2 separate regions of the Homo sapiens genome follow, and region 1 is linked to region 2. The links are chromatin contacts, found by Hi-C or POLR2A ChIA-PET in ENCODE. All regions are on one chromosome and are shown on one strand. The core of a region is the stretch at or near the end of the contact, and the rest is flanking DNA. Distances in the headings are between cores, read along the strand shown. Region 1 holds the start of GRK5-AS1 (GRK5 antisense RNA 1). Region 2 holds the start of GRK5-IT1 (GRK5 intronic transcript 1).

Evidence for each region. A loop is a pair of places that touch in the nucleus more often than their neighbours do. ChIA-PET counts read pairs that join two places held with the same protein, here RNA polymerase II (POLR2A). Pooled maps may share reads with other maps.
Region 1: a map of heart left ventricle shows a loop between it and region 2 (4-fold over the local background). The contact joins the promoter of GRK5-AS1 here to the promoter of GRK5-IT1 in region 2. A Hi-C loop is called at or near these places in 9 of 168 maps with a recorded cell type or tissue (A673, HepG2, MCF 10A and 4 more) and 14 of 50 pooled maps. POLR2A ChIA-PET finds 5 or more read pairs at or near these places in 9 of 52 experiments (A673, AG04450, HepG2 and 5 more).

What each region holds. Positions count from the first base shown.
Region 1 is chr10:119,335,441-119,341,325 of GRCh38, reverse strand. GRK5-AS1 (GRK5 antisense RNA 1) reads left to right here and starts at 2,006. Exons shown (of 2, transcript XR_946357.4): 1 at 2,006-5,405. All of the region lies in intron 2 of GRK5 (G protein-coupled receptor kinase 5), which reads right to left. RefSeq lists enhancers at 1-32, 33-626.
Region 2 is chr10:119,205,573-119,211,828 of GRCh38, reverse strand. It overlaps GRK5-IT1 (GRK5 intronic transcript 1), which reads right to left and starts at 3,408. Exons shown (of 2, transcript NR_186528.1): 1 at 3,179-3,408; 2 at 1-348. It overlaps GRK5 (G protein-coupled receptor kinase 5), which reads right to left and starts at 4,258. Exons shown (of 16, transcript NM_005308.3): 1 at 3,860-4,258. The coding sequence starts at 3,911. RefSeq lists silencers at 3,832-3,881, 3,932-4,001, 4,212-5,041 and enhancers at 5,382-5,491, 5,512-5,561, 5,672-5,751.

The sequences.
Region 1 (5,885 bases), core at 757-3,256, 130 kb before region 2:
ACCTCTGGACTCTGTCCTGACAGCAGTGGAAAGCTACTGAAGCAGGTGGTGGCGAGAGCAGACTGACATTTCAGAAAGAGCCTCCTGGCTGCTGCATGGAGCTTGGTTGGAAGTAGGTGCGCCTGGAGGGAGCAAGGAGCTGACACAGGAGTTCAGGCAGGGACAAGGATCAAGTGGAAATGGTGGAGATGGGGCGAGAGGGGCAGACTAGGAGATACTGTGGAGGCCGAGGCATCGGGACCTGGAGAGGGACTGGACACTGCACTGGGCCAGGTGCCACACGGCAGGGCAGAGGGGAGGGGCAGCTCTGGGCAGCTAGAGGAAGCTGGTGATGTTCACCAGGATCAGAGACAGAACAGCTTTACGAGAAAGGGTCACAGTTCCCCCAAGAAGACAGGAAAACTACTCTGGCCATTTGTCCAACCAAAGGCTCACACACCCACATCAAAACTGGCCAGCAATTTGCACAGCACTTTGCAAAGCACTCTCTGCCAGAAACACCTTTGGCCACTCCATCTGCTAAGGTGAGGAATACTGAGTCCCCATTTTAAAGACGAGCAAATCAAGGTTAAGTGGCTTTCCCAAGGCCACAGGACCAAGTGGTAACACAAGAAACTGGGTCTTCTGCCTCCCAGTCCAAGGGGGATTCTACAACCCACAGGTTTCCATTTTAAATGATATCTGATGTCTGGGCAAGGAAGATGATAGTCGAGGCTGGTACAATTCTCTCCCTAGAAGCAGAACAAACTACAAAAGGGCAACAGACCAAAGTGTTAACAGTGTTTATCCTTATCTCATTGGCAGTTTTTATTTTCCCCTTTTAAAATTGTTTTGGAAATTGCAACCATTGACATATATTATTTTTGTAATGAGAAAAGGAATTAAAAGTAAGTTTTGGGGCTGGGCATGGTGGCTGACACCTGTAATCCCAGCCACTTTGGGAGGCTGAGGTGGGCAGATTACTTGAGGCCAAGAGTTCAAGACCAGCCTGGCCAATATGGCAAAGCCCTGTCTCTATTAAAAATACAAAATTTAGCTGGGCGTGGTGGCGCACACCTGTAATCCCAGCTACTTGGGAGGCTGAGGCATGAGAATCATTTGAACCCAGGAGGCGGGGGTTGCAGTGAGTGAGACTGCATCACTGCACTCCAGAATGGGTGACGGAGTGAGACTCTGTCTCAAAAAACAAAACAAAACAAAACAAACAAACAAACAAAAAAACCACACTTTAAAGATGGTTCAGCATCAATCGTCAAACAGGAAAGAAAAAAAACAAAGCAGTACTCAAAATGCTTCAGGATTTTACATCTTCCTTTCTACTGCTGGCTGGAAACGGCCACAGCTAGCAGCCAACAGTAGCTCATGCCCCTAGCTCTTTGGAGGGTAATTTTGTGTTGTTCTTTGGTTGTTGGTTTTGTTTTTGTTTAATAGAGACAGAGTTTCACTCCCATCGCCCAGGTTGGAGTGCAATGGTGTGATCACAGCTCACTGCAACCTCTGCCTCCCTGGCTCATGCAATTTCTCCTGCCTCAACCTCCCAAGTAGCTGGAACTACAGGCTCACACTGCCAAGCCTGACTAATTTTTTGTATTTTTAGTAGAGACTAGGTTTCGCCATGTTGCCCAGGCTGATCTTGAACTCTGAGCTCAAGCGATCCACATGCCTCTGCCTCCCAAAGTGCTGGGATTATAGGAGTGAGCCACCGAGCCTAGCTAGTTTTTGTTTTTGAATTTGGAAGTTTATATTGGCCCCAAATATCCTACAACCCATGGCTTTTCTTCCCTGCAACCCCCCACTCCTGCCTTTCGGGTACTAGCTCTGGGGTGTTCAGAACAAGGGGGTTTAATACACCCAGGCAGACGTGGAGGGGAGACAGGAGTTGCAGCTTTGCTGGGCCCTGCTGCCAAGGTACTGCTGAATGGCCTGAGCTCTGGCAAATAAATTCCGTAAACAGAGTCTAGGCAGAGACCATTAAAAGTGTTTTCCTAGCATCTCTTTATGGGGCAGAACGCTGTCACGCTCAGGCTGCTGCAGGGTGGCTGGGCTCTTGTGTTGGCTTGAGGTCCCCCGCACAAACGAGCTTGTTTTTCCCATTTTCAGTGAGGGGCCTTAAAATAGACAGAAAAATCCTTCTCACACCTGCTGACTGCAGTGAACCGAGGCAGGCAAGCCAGGCAGAGGCCGCTCGCCAAACATCATCCACTTTGTCCATCCCCATCACATTTCAGGTTAATGGTGTCTGTGGATGCAAGTGCAAAGCTGGAAATGAAAAGAACATTCCAGAGGAAGCAAACAGCACTGTACAGGCTGCTGTGTTCTGGCCTTCAAAAAGACAGTGGACTTTCTTACTTTGAGCCATAGATCAAAATGTCACAATGAAGTACAAAGATGTTCATTTGAACATTAATTGTAATGGCAAAAACTAGGTGGAAAAAACCCAAATAGTAGAATATATACATGTGATAGTTATGAGAACTTTACAAATCACATTTATTCTGGGTTCACATTTATTCATTTGAAAATAAGCAAGGGCTTATTTTCAAGATCGCTTAAAGGAAGAATTCACCAACAGGAAGTAAGCCATAGGTTGGGAGAGACCGGGGGCCTGGGTGGATGCTGGGTTGAGGGTACTAGGTGAGCTCCCAATGGCCCAGTATGTCATTTCACCTGCAGGAGGGCAGCCCATGAGATGGGAAGTTTTGCACTTTGCTCACTGATGTATCCACCATGCCTGACACTCACTAAATATGCATCAAATGGAAAAATGTACATCACATTTATGAAGATTTTAATGACAAGGGAAAACATTTTTGATACTATGTTAAGAAAAGAGGTAAGAAACAAAACCACATGTATATGTATGGGGAAAAAAGCTAGAAGAAATTACATGAAGGCGTTAACTATGGCTCTGTCTGAGATGTAAAATTAGCGGTGACTTTCTTTCCTTATAATTTTCTGTGTTTTTTAGCAAAATAATTTACCAATTACTATGACTTAACCAATAACAAACAGGGAGATTGAAAAAGCTGCAACATGGCCTGGAAAACAATTGCTCCTCCCACAGACATTCCTGTGGTCCACTGGGGAAGTGAGCAGCCTGGGACTGCAGTGGTTAACTCCCCACCAGGCTCAGGAGAGAAGGAGTGTCCACCCTCAGACCCGGTGGGAATCAGGATCCCTGACCCCTCTACCTTTAACTCCACCAGACCACATGAGCACGTGAATATGTTATGGGTTCAACTGGATCCCCTAAAGAAGATACACTGAAGTCCTAATCCCCATTACCTCAGAACGTGACCTTATTTGGAAAGAGCGTTGCTACAGAGATAATCAAGTTAAAATGAGGTCATTAGGGTGGGCCCTAATCCAATATGAGTGGTGTCCTCATGAAAAAGGGGAAACTTGGCCAGGTGTGGTGGCTCACGCCTGTACTCCCAATACTATGGGAGGCCAAGGCAGGAGGATCTCCTGAGATCAGGAGTTCAAAACCAGCCTGGCAACCTGGTGAAACCCCGTCTCTACTAAAAATATAAAAAAAATTAGCCGGGCACAGTGGCGGGTGCCTGTAATCCCAGCTACTCGAGAGGCTGAGGCAGGAGAATTGCTTGAACCCGGGAGGTGGAGGTTGCAGTGAGCTGAGATCGTGCCATTGCACTCCAGCCTGGGCAACAAGAGCAAAACTCTGTCTCAAAAAAAAAGAGAAAAAAGTGGGGGGGAAACTTAGAGACAGACATTCACACAGGTAGAAGACCGAGTGAAGGTGAAGACAGGGATAGGGCTGATGAGTCTACAGCCACAGAACACCAAATAATGACAGCAAACCCACAGAAGCCACGGGAGAGGCCTGAAACAGCTTCTCCCTCCCAGCCTTCAGAACGAACCAAACCTGCTGACACCCTGATCTTGGACTTCCAGCCTCCAGAACTGTGAGACAATAAACTGCTGCTGCTTAAGCCACCTGGTCTCTGGTATTTCACTATGGCAACCTCAGGAAAAACTAACGCAGTAGGGGAGAGAGCCTGCCTTGGAGTCAAATCATGGGAAGACCCTGGCAAGACCTTGTTTCTCTGGGACTCAGTTCACTTATCTGGAAATGGGAGACCTGGCCTAGAACAGTGCGTTTCAAACTCAAATTTAGCCCTAGAATGAAATCTGACACGGAAGCCCAAATATAAAAGGTAAAATAAAGCCCAATTGGGTAAAAGCCTGGTCTAGATCACACACTCTCCCTGCAGAGCAGTCTTTGAAAACCACAACTCCAGGTGATCTGTAAAATCCCTGCCACCACTCCATTCTAAGACTGTCCAAACAAGAAACCCACGGACAGTATCGCTGGGCATCTTGCATGTGCCTGAGCTCGTGCCTTCTCTTTCAAGGAGCTTCCGGCCGTAGTGGGGAGGTGAGACTAACACCGCAAAGACAGCGGGGCCACCCTTCCCTCCTGAGAGCTCCAGCTGCGGACAGGTCACCTGATGTTCCAAACCCGACACATCTAAATTTATTTCGCCCTCCAAGGACAAGCAGATGCTGTGCCTTATCACAGCACGGCTAGGTGGCAGAACGACAGACATGACGCGCCCTTATCACCCCAAGGACAGCAATGACGTCTGCAGAGACTTGGTTTCCCTGACGATGAAATCAAGAGCTCACGTGCCAGCCAGGCAGGCCTGAAGGGGACTGGGTCACCAAGACGTGTGAGATTCTGATCATCCTCTCAGGGGCCCCAGACTCATCAGGGGGCACAAAGCTAACAAGGAAAGGGGGAAACAGTGTCACCATTCCCTCTGCCCCACTGTGGAATCAGGCAGGGTATTTGGTCTTTATTCATTTGATTTTTAATTAGACAAAGAACATGCCAATTCATTCTTTTTTTAAAAAAAAAACAATCTTACAGATAAAGCCAGTGTCCCCTCTGACCTTCACGCCTTCCCTGGGGGTAACCATTGTTAGGACTCGGGGCTGCAGGCTTCTAGATGACACACGTCCTTTCAAGGAAACACACTGGGCCAGAGCAGGGGCCTGGGCAGAGTGTGATGCTTCCAGCTTCCCTGGGCAAACTGTGGAGCCGTGGGGAGGAAGGAAGGCTGAGGACTGCAGGAATCAGGGCAGGCTTCCAAGAAGAGGAAGCTGGAGGCAGTGCTCTAGGAAGAGGAGGATTCCGATGACTCCAAGGCAACAGTCTCTGGGACACTGAACCCACTTCACCTCAGCACAAAAACAGCTGGCCTCATCCATCATGTGTAGCCGATTCAGCTTCTCTGGGAAACTCCAAAACCCTCTCAAAGGGTCCTCAACCTCTGCCCTCAAACCACTATCGCCGTGAGGATGACGATGACAATGACGATGCTGATGACAATGATGGCCTGTGTGCAACACTCTGCTGGCCTTCCCAGAGGCTCTACCAGGTTGGTGTTAGTGTCTCCAGTTTATACACAAATAAACTGCAAACTAGAGAAAGTAAGCTACTTGCTCAAAGTCACAGGGCTGGCAGCAGCAGCACCACCACTTCATCTTGATGACAGTGACAGAGATCCTTCCAGGAGCCCTCGCTGCTGGACAAGGGTGGCCTGTGACACAAGTCCGGTGACTGCAGCAATGCCTAGCACAGAGGAGGAGCTTAACAAGTATCTGTTAGCCAGTGTCTGGTTTAAAGAACATGCGCAGGCTGGGCGCAGTGGCTCACGCCTGTAATCCCAGCACTTGGGGAGGCCAAGGCAGGTGGATCACATGAGGTCAGGAGTTCGAGACCAGCCTGGCCAACATGGTGAAACCCTGTCTCTACTAAAAACACAAAATTAGCTAGGCGTGGTGGCAGGTACCTGTAGTCCCAGCTACTTGGGAGACTGAGGCAGAAGAATTGCTTGAATCTGGGAGGCAGAGGTTGC
Region 2 (6,256 bases), core at 2,159-4,658:
CACGCAGAGCTGGATGCTGGCTCACTCCTTCTTCCTGCCCTCCCTAACCTCTTCCAGGCCCCGAGGTGCTAATCTTGATGATCAGGAAGATCCAGCCAAGTCACAGAGTTACCTGAAAAAACGGTTCCTGTGTATTCTAATGTTTGGCAATTGTGACAAATGACAAAGTTGTTCCAGTCCTAACTTCTCAATTCCTGTGCTTGCTAGGGCCTCAGGAAAATGTGATCAATATTCCTTCAGGTATCTTTTTTGATCAGATATGGCTACTGCTGGCCTGTGAAGAAAGGAAAAGCGGGGCCTTGCAAAATTTTTTCTCACCACTGTTCACTCAGAAGAAAGGCAACAGATCTAGAAGATGAGAAAAACACAAAAACCTTTACTGCAACAATAAAACCAAAAAGAAACACACAAAAGGCACTCAGCAAACTCTCCTTCTCATTATTATTTCAACATTAGGTCGCCTGCCAATTTTCTGAGATTCTGAAATGTAAATAAATAGATAGAGTTAGTCTGGGCCTCTTTTTCATGAAATGCTTAATCACTTAGCTCATTCCCATAAATTGCCATGAATTCAGTCTCAACTTCTTTCTTTTTTTCCTTAAGCACTTTTTAGGAGAGCAATCTAAAGTTCCTAAGAGTGATCGAGTTGATGTTTTCTCATGAGACCCAGGACAAATAAACAGGCCCCAAAATACATTTCCGTGGTTCAAAATCTTGAACCCATACCTCTACCTTTTCTTATTTTAAAATAATTATCACAAGTGTTCATGAAGCTTGCTTGCTATATTTTCTAATTACTAACAATCCATCATTTTACTCTAATCCACTTACAGGCTTTCTATTTTATTGCTACATTAATGCTTTCCACTTTATATTATGTCTTATTACGGTAAGACTTTGAAGATACAGTGAATTTAGGAGCCATCTGTCTTTAATGCAAAACAAAAAGAAAAGATAGGTCCCAGTGTTACCCACCAACATGGACAACTACAAATTATTTTACAGCATTTTCAAAGTGTGCCTGTCTTTCTTCAAGGTCTGTTTCTCTATTGTTTGGGACAAATGTGACTTTTACTTGAAAGCCAAATTTTAAATTGCTTACGGTGTATTTTGTTAAGTGAACTAAATTAAATTTCACATTTGCCAATTATATTTCTCATCTGTAACCACTGACAAGAATCTTTAAGAAGTGTTTTTAAACCTTTTAAACAACTCAGATTTTTTTAATATACTGTTTTATATTAGATATTTCACTAAACTGACTGAAGATTTCATTTCTGAATATTTAGATAATATGGTTATTTGGAGAACTACTAAGTTTAGTAAAATAAATTCAAATATATGAGAACTGAGAAGAGAAACATAAATTGCTTTAATTTCTAAAAGTGTCCACACTAATTAGGATATATGGGCTCAAGTCTCTAATAAAGGCCCAGCCAAAAGAAACTGGAAGCACTTAAAATCATGGCTTTCCTCTAGGCATAAGAGAGAAAGAAGGGGAGAGATGCAAATTGTAAATGAGGTTTCCATTAAATGATTAATTTTTCTTGTTCACGTGTCAGTCTCTCCCTGCTTCCGCAGGCCCTCTCCATTTCCAAGGCATCATCAAGAGCTATTTTCTCACCATGAGATGACGACCAAACTCTCACAGCAAAATTGAAAAAGCCTTTAAAAGGAAAAAAAAAAGTGAAAGGCACATTCTTGAGCACTTTCAATCACTGTAATTCTGCCCCAATGGGAGTCGGTCACTCCACACAAGCTTCCAGCCTGCAGCTCTCTTCTCCAAGGCTCTGGGAAAAAAACCCAATTTGTTGGCCTAACGAACAACAATATCAGACAGTAAATTCACGTTGGTGAAAAAATACTGGGGAGAACAATTTGGAGGGGGCGGGTGGAATTGATATCACTTTGCCCACTCTAAGCAAAGCATTATAAAAGAAGCAACCAAATGCTCAGGGAAGAAAAAAAGCATCTATCAGGCAAACAAATATCTACAGCAGCAAATGTCGGGGGCAGATTCCCTGGGCAACAGGAGGAACCAGCGAAACTTGCAAGGCTCCAGTACCATCAGACCCAGTGATTTCCCAAGAAATAATTTCAGAATGGAGCGAGAGTGAAAACTTTCCCAGCCCCCGAATCCTGAGATACACAACCGTGTCCCACCACTAGGTGGCCAGCTGCAAAGGCTGAAAGAGGGGCGGGGGAGGTGGAGGGCTGTTTTCTCTGCTTCCTCCCTTTCAGGACCATTCCCCAACCCAGAGGAGAGCCTACCAGCACCCACCTAGATCCTGTCCACTAAAAATGTCAGGTTAGGAAAAAAAAAAAAAAAAAAAAAAAAAAACCACACACACACACACAGCTCAGGCCTTAGAACCTGAAGTCACCAAGTAACAAGCCTCTCCTAAAAATTTATTCCCACCAAAGCTAAGCAATGGGAGGGAGACTAACCTGAATATTTTAAACTCTGCTGGGGTTTTCAAAGCACTGCCTCCCTTCGGGGCTTCTGAAATAAACCTTCTTGCCCACTGGCTGCTTTAGAGTGACAAGTGACGACGAAAGTAAGACACGAATGCCGGGTTGAGTTGCTGAAACGCTGCCCACGGAAGGCTATGCATCACCTACCCCCACAGTGTGTAGGGAGCCACAAGGTGATGGAACGGGCTGAATAAACACGAATCGTTTTATTGCTGGCCAGAAATTCTTCCCTTCATTCATCAAAGTAGGTGAATGAAAATATTAAGCAGGTAAGACATTTTCATGGGCTGCTCACCGAGTATCCTTCTAAACTCAAGCCCTTACTCAGTCTGCCTTCTACCTTGTATCAAATAAAGCGTTCTCCCGTGAAAGGGAAAAACCTCTTCCCCTTTTATGAAAAAGGTCGCACACTAGAGCTCAAATCTTGACCAGAAAAAAAAAAGGAAAATATGCGACATAAATTCCAGGTATTCCTAAATACATATGTTTACATGGACACAACACAATCATTTCAGGAAGCACCCAAGTTTCTGCCTCCCCCCCCTTTTTTCTGTTTTTCATCAAAAGGAAGAGTCAAAATATGCGTTCTTAGGGTTTGACTCAGGATCTTACACACTCCATTTAGACAATATTTCCTGCCAGCTAAATGCAGGAAATCTAATGATTTGCATAGAAAACGTATCTAAAGCACCAGCACACTTACCTTTCTTTTCTTAACTGAGCCAAAATCTAACAATTTCAGTTATCACACTCCCAGAAAAGAAAAACCTGAAATACTGAATTATTTTCTAGGTGGTCTGTACAGCCATCCTTTGATAATTCTATGAAAAGGCTAATTCCTCAACATCTGACTTTGCCTTTAAAAGGCTTCCTTCCACACGACGGGATTTCCCTAAGAAACATCCCAGCGGATGGTTTCCAGCAATAGTCTATATCAACTCAGCCTGCGCAGGCAAAGACTTGGCTTCTGCTCATTCCACCCCCGCCCCTCGAACACACACACCAGTTCACACAGAACCATCCCGGGCCGACTTGAAACGCTATTTTATGTGCATGTTTGCTCGTCGCTCCCCGAATGAATGCTTTTCCAACTGACCTTTCAACAGCTGCCGAGATGGCACGCTCTGCAGGGCGAGCGCTGGAAACTAGGAGATATGTTAGCATCCAAATCCCTGCAACCTTCTCAGCCCAAGTCCAGATTCTCTGAGCCCCAAGGCAGGAACCCTGAAGGGTCTGCAGAGCCGCTCTCCGAAGTGTCCTGCTCGCGACCCACTCGCCGGCAGCGGGCATCCTGCACGGGCGCAGCCCCAGCCCGCACGCCACCCGACACCCGCACCCTGGCCCGCGGCGGACGCGCCGGGCACGTACCGGCCCTGCCTCTTACCTTCCCTGGCTTTCAGCAAGACCGTGTTGGCCACGATGTTTTCCAGCTCCATTGACAGTCGGCGGTCAGCAACGGAGCCGGCCGGCGGGGCTGTCAGCGCCTGGGGTGCTGCCGCTGCTGCTGCCGCTGCTCGGGCTGCCGCCGCTGCTGCCGGAGCCGGGGGAGCCAGCAGCCCGCCTTGCCTACCGCATTATTCCTGCTCTCAGCCCAAGAGTTTCCCCCTCTGCAAAGAGGAGCCGCCGCCGCCGCCGCCGCCGCCGCCGCTTCTTCCTCCCTCTGTGTCCCCCCTCCCCCCTCCCTCAACACGCTCCCCCCCACCCCCCACCCTCCGCGTGTCTCTGTCACTCCATTCTCCTCCCCTCCGGCTCCCTCGGATGCTTTAATGCCTCGGATGCTTCTGCCTCCCCTCAGTCCCTCCCGGGGGTGTGGTACTAGCAGGCTCGGGCGGCCGCACTGCGCAAGCGCCGGCCCAGGCGCGCCTCCTGCCTCGGTGCTCGCGGCGCGGGGCCTGCTGGGAGCTGGAGTCCTCCCGGCCGCGCGGCGCCGGGGCTGAGCTGGGCTGGCGCGCGGCTGTCGGAGCGAGGACCCGCCCCGGGACGGCACCGAAAGCGAAGGCGGGCACCGCCCGGCCGACAGGCGACTCAAAGGCGGCCCAGCCAAGCCGAAGTCCCCAGCACCCCCCCGCAGGCTCCCGCTTGCCCCCTTCCCGCCCCGTCGCCAGCCCGGAAAGCGGAGTGCACGGGCCCCGGTGACGGCGCGTGAAGCGCCGCGGCCCGGCAGGAGCCAGTGCGGGTCCCGAGCCGTGCTCGGAGTGGGAGGGCTGCCAGCTCGGCCGCGCGCCACAGCCCGCTTCCTCCGGTCCGCGCCAGGCCCGCGAGGGTCTGAGTCCCGGGTCAGTGACGCGCGCCCAGGGTCCCCGCACGCGGCGGCGGCCGGCCCGGCCTGGCCCCTGCCCAGCGTCTCCCACGCGGCGCCTCGGGCCGCGGACAAAGATGCACTTTGTTTCCTCGGAGGGCGCGAAGGGCTCTGCGGGTCGGCTGCGACCCGGCGCTGGCTGCCCGCGCTGCTCTCGGTGCGACCCGAGCGCCCCCCGCCGGCCGCGGTGCGCGGCGCGGGGTCTACGCGGACGGCGCCTGGGGCTCAGGGTCCAGCGTGGGAAGCTGCTTATTCTGTGAATAAACTGCCTTCCAGCACACCCGGCCAGCAAATCCACGAGCCTCCCTGCAGCCAAACCCAGCCAGATTAAGTAATAAAAACGCAGACGGAGTCGCCGGAGTCTCCGCCGTGGGGAGCGTTAATGAGTAACAGCCAGGCCAGCGCCAAGCCGGCGTGGGATTAACGTTTTTAAATTCCGGTCTTATTTATTTTGGGGCTCTTAGCTCCTTCCAGTGTTATGCTCAGAACATCAGACTCCAGGTCTGTGCTCAGCCCCGTTTCCTTGCTCCCTCCGCTCCGAAGGCCCCACTCCTGGAAATGGGCTGTCTTCGGTCACCCGGGATCTGCCACGAGTGTCCTACAGCTGGGGGCGGGGCAGGCAGGCCCCAAAGAACAATGAGGCCTTTGCCTCCTCTGCATCCTGCGGGCCGGATATCCGTTCAGAAGCCGACTCTGGGCCTTCTCTGTCCAGAAGGAGGAAACCCTCTGTCCCCAGGGCTGCCAGGAAGTCGCAGGGAGGTGCCGAGAGAAACAGAGAACAGTTATTATGCATTGGAGAATATAAAGAAATCAATAAACCTTCCAGGCCTTGGAAACTGGTCTGGTCACTGATTGTAACAACCCAAGATTACCTGCTTTCCTGGGGGAGTATACCCACCACCACCACTTCCTGGTGTCTAGACTTGGGTCAGTGAGTCTCCCAGGGCCTCATTTATCTTGTCTGCAAAATGGGGGCAACAACAGTTTACCTGTCAGAAGGCGGAGGGCTCAGCGGGTAACTTTTCAGGCACTTACCACTCCAGGAATTACTGTTCTAAGCAATCCAGGCTTGGTCTTTGCTACATATTCACGTGCCTAGAGCCCTAACCTTTAATGAAAGGATCTCTCTCAGACAGCGAGACCCCTAAAGCTGGCAGCTCCTAGAGCCCTCCACCAACCACGCTGGTCACTTGCTGGCAGCATAGGGCCTGATGAAGCCCGAAGTTTGTTTATTCGGCTAACATAAAAAAAAAAAGAAAGAAAATTTTTGAATGCCTTTAGATGGCTTATGCACCTTAACAATTTTCTTGGGCCGGGCGCGGTGGCTTACGCCTGTAATCCCAGCACTTTGGGAGGCCGAGGCGGGAGGATCACGAGGTCAGGAGATCGAGACCATCCTGGCTAACAGTGAAACCCTGTCTCTACTAAAAATACAAAAAAAAAATAGCCGGGCGTGGTGTTGGGCTCCTGTAGTCCCAGCTA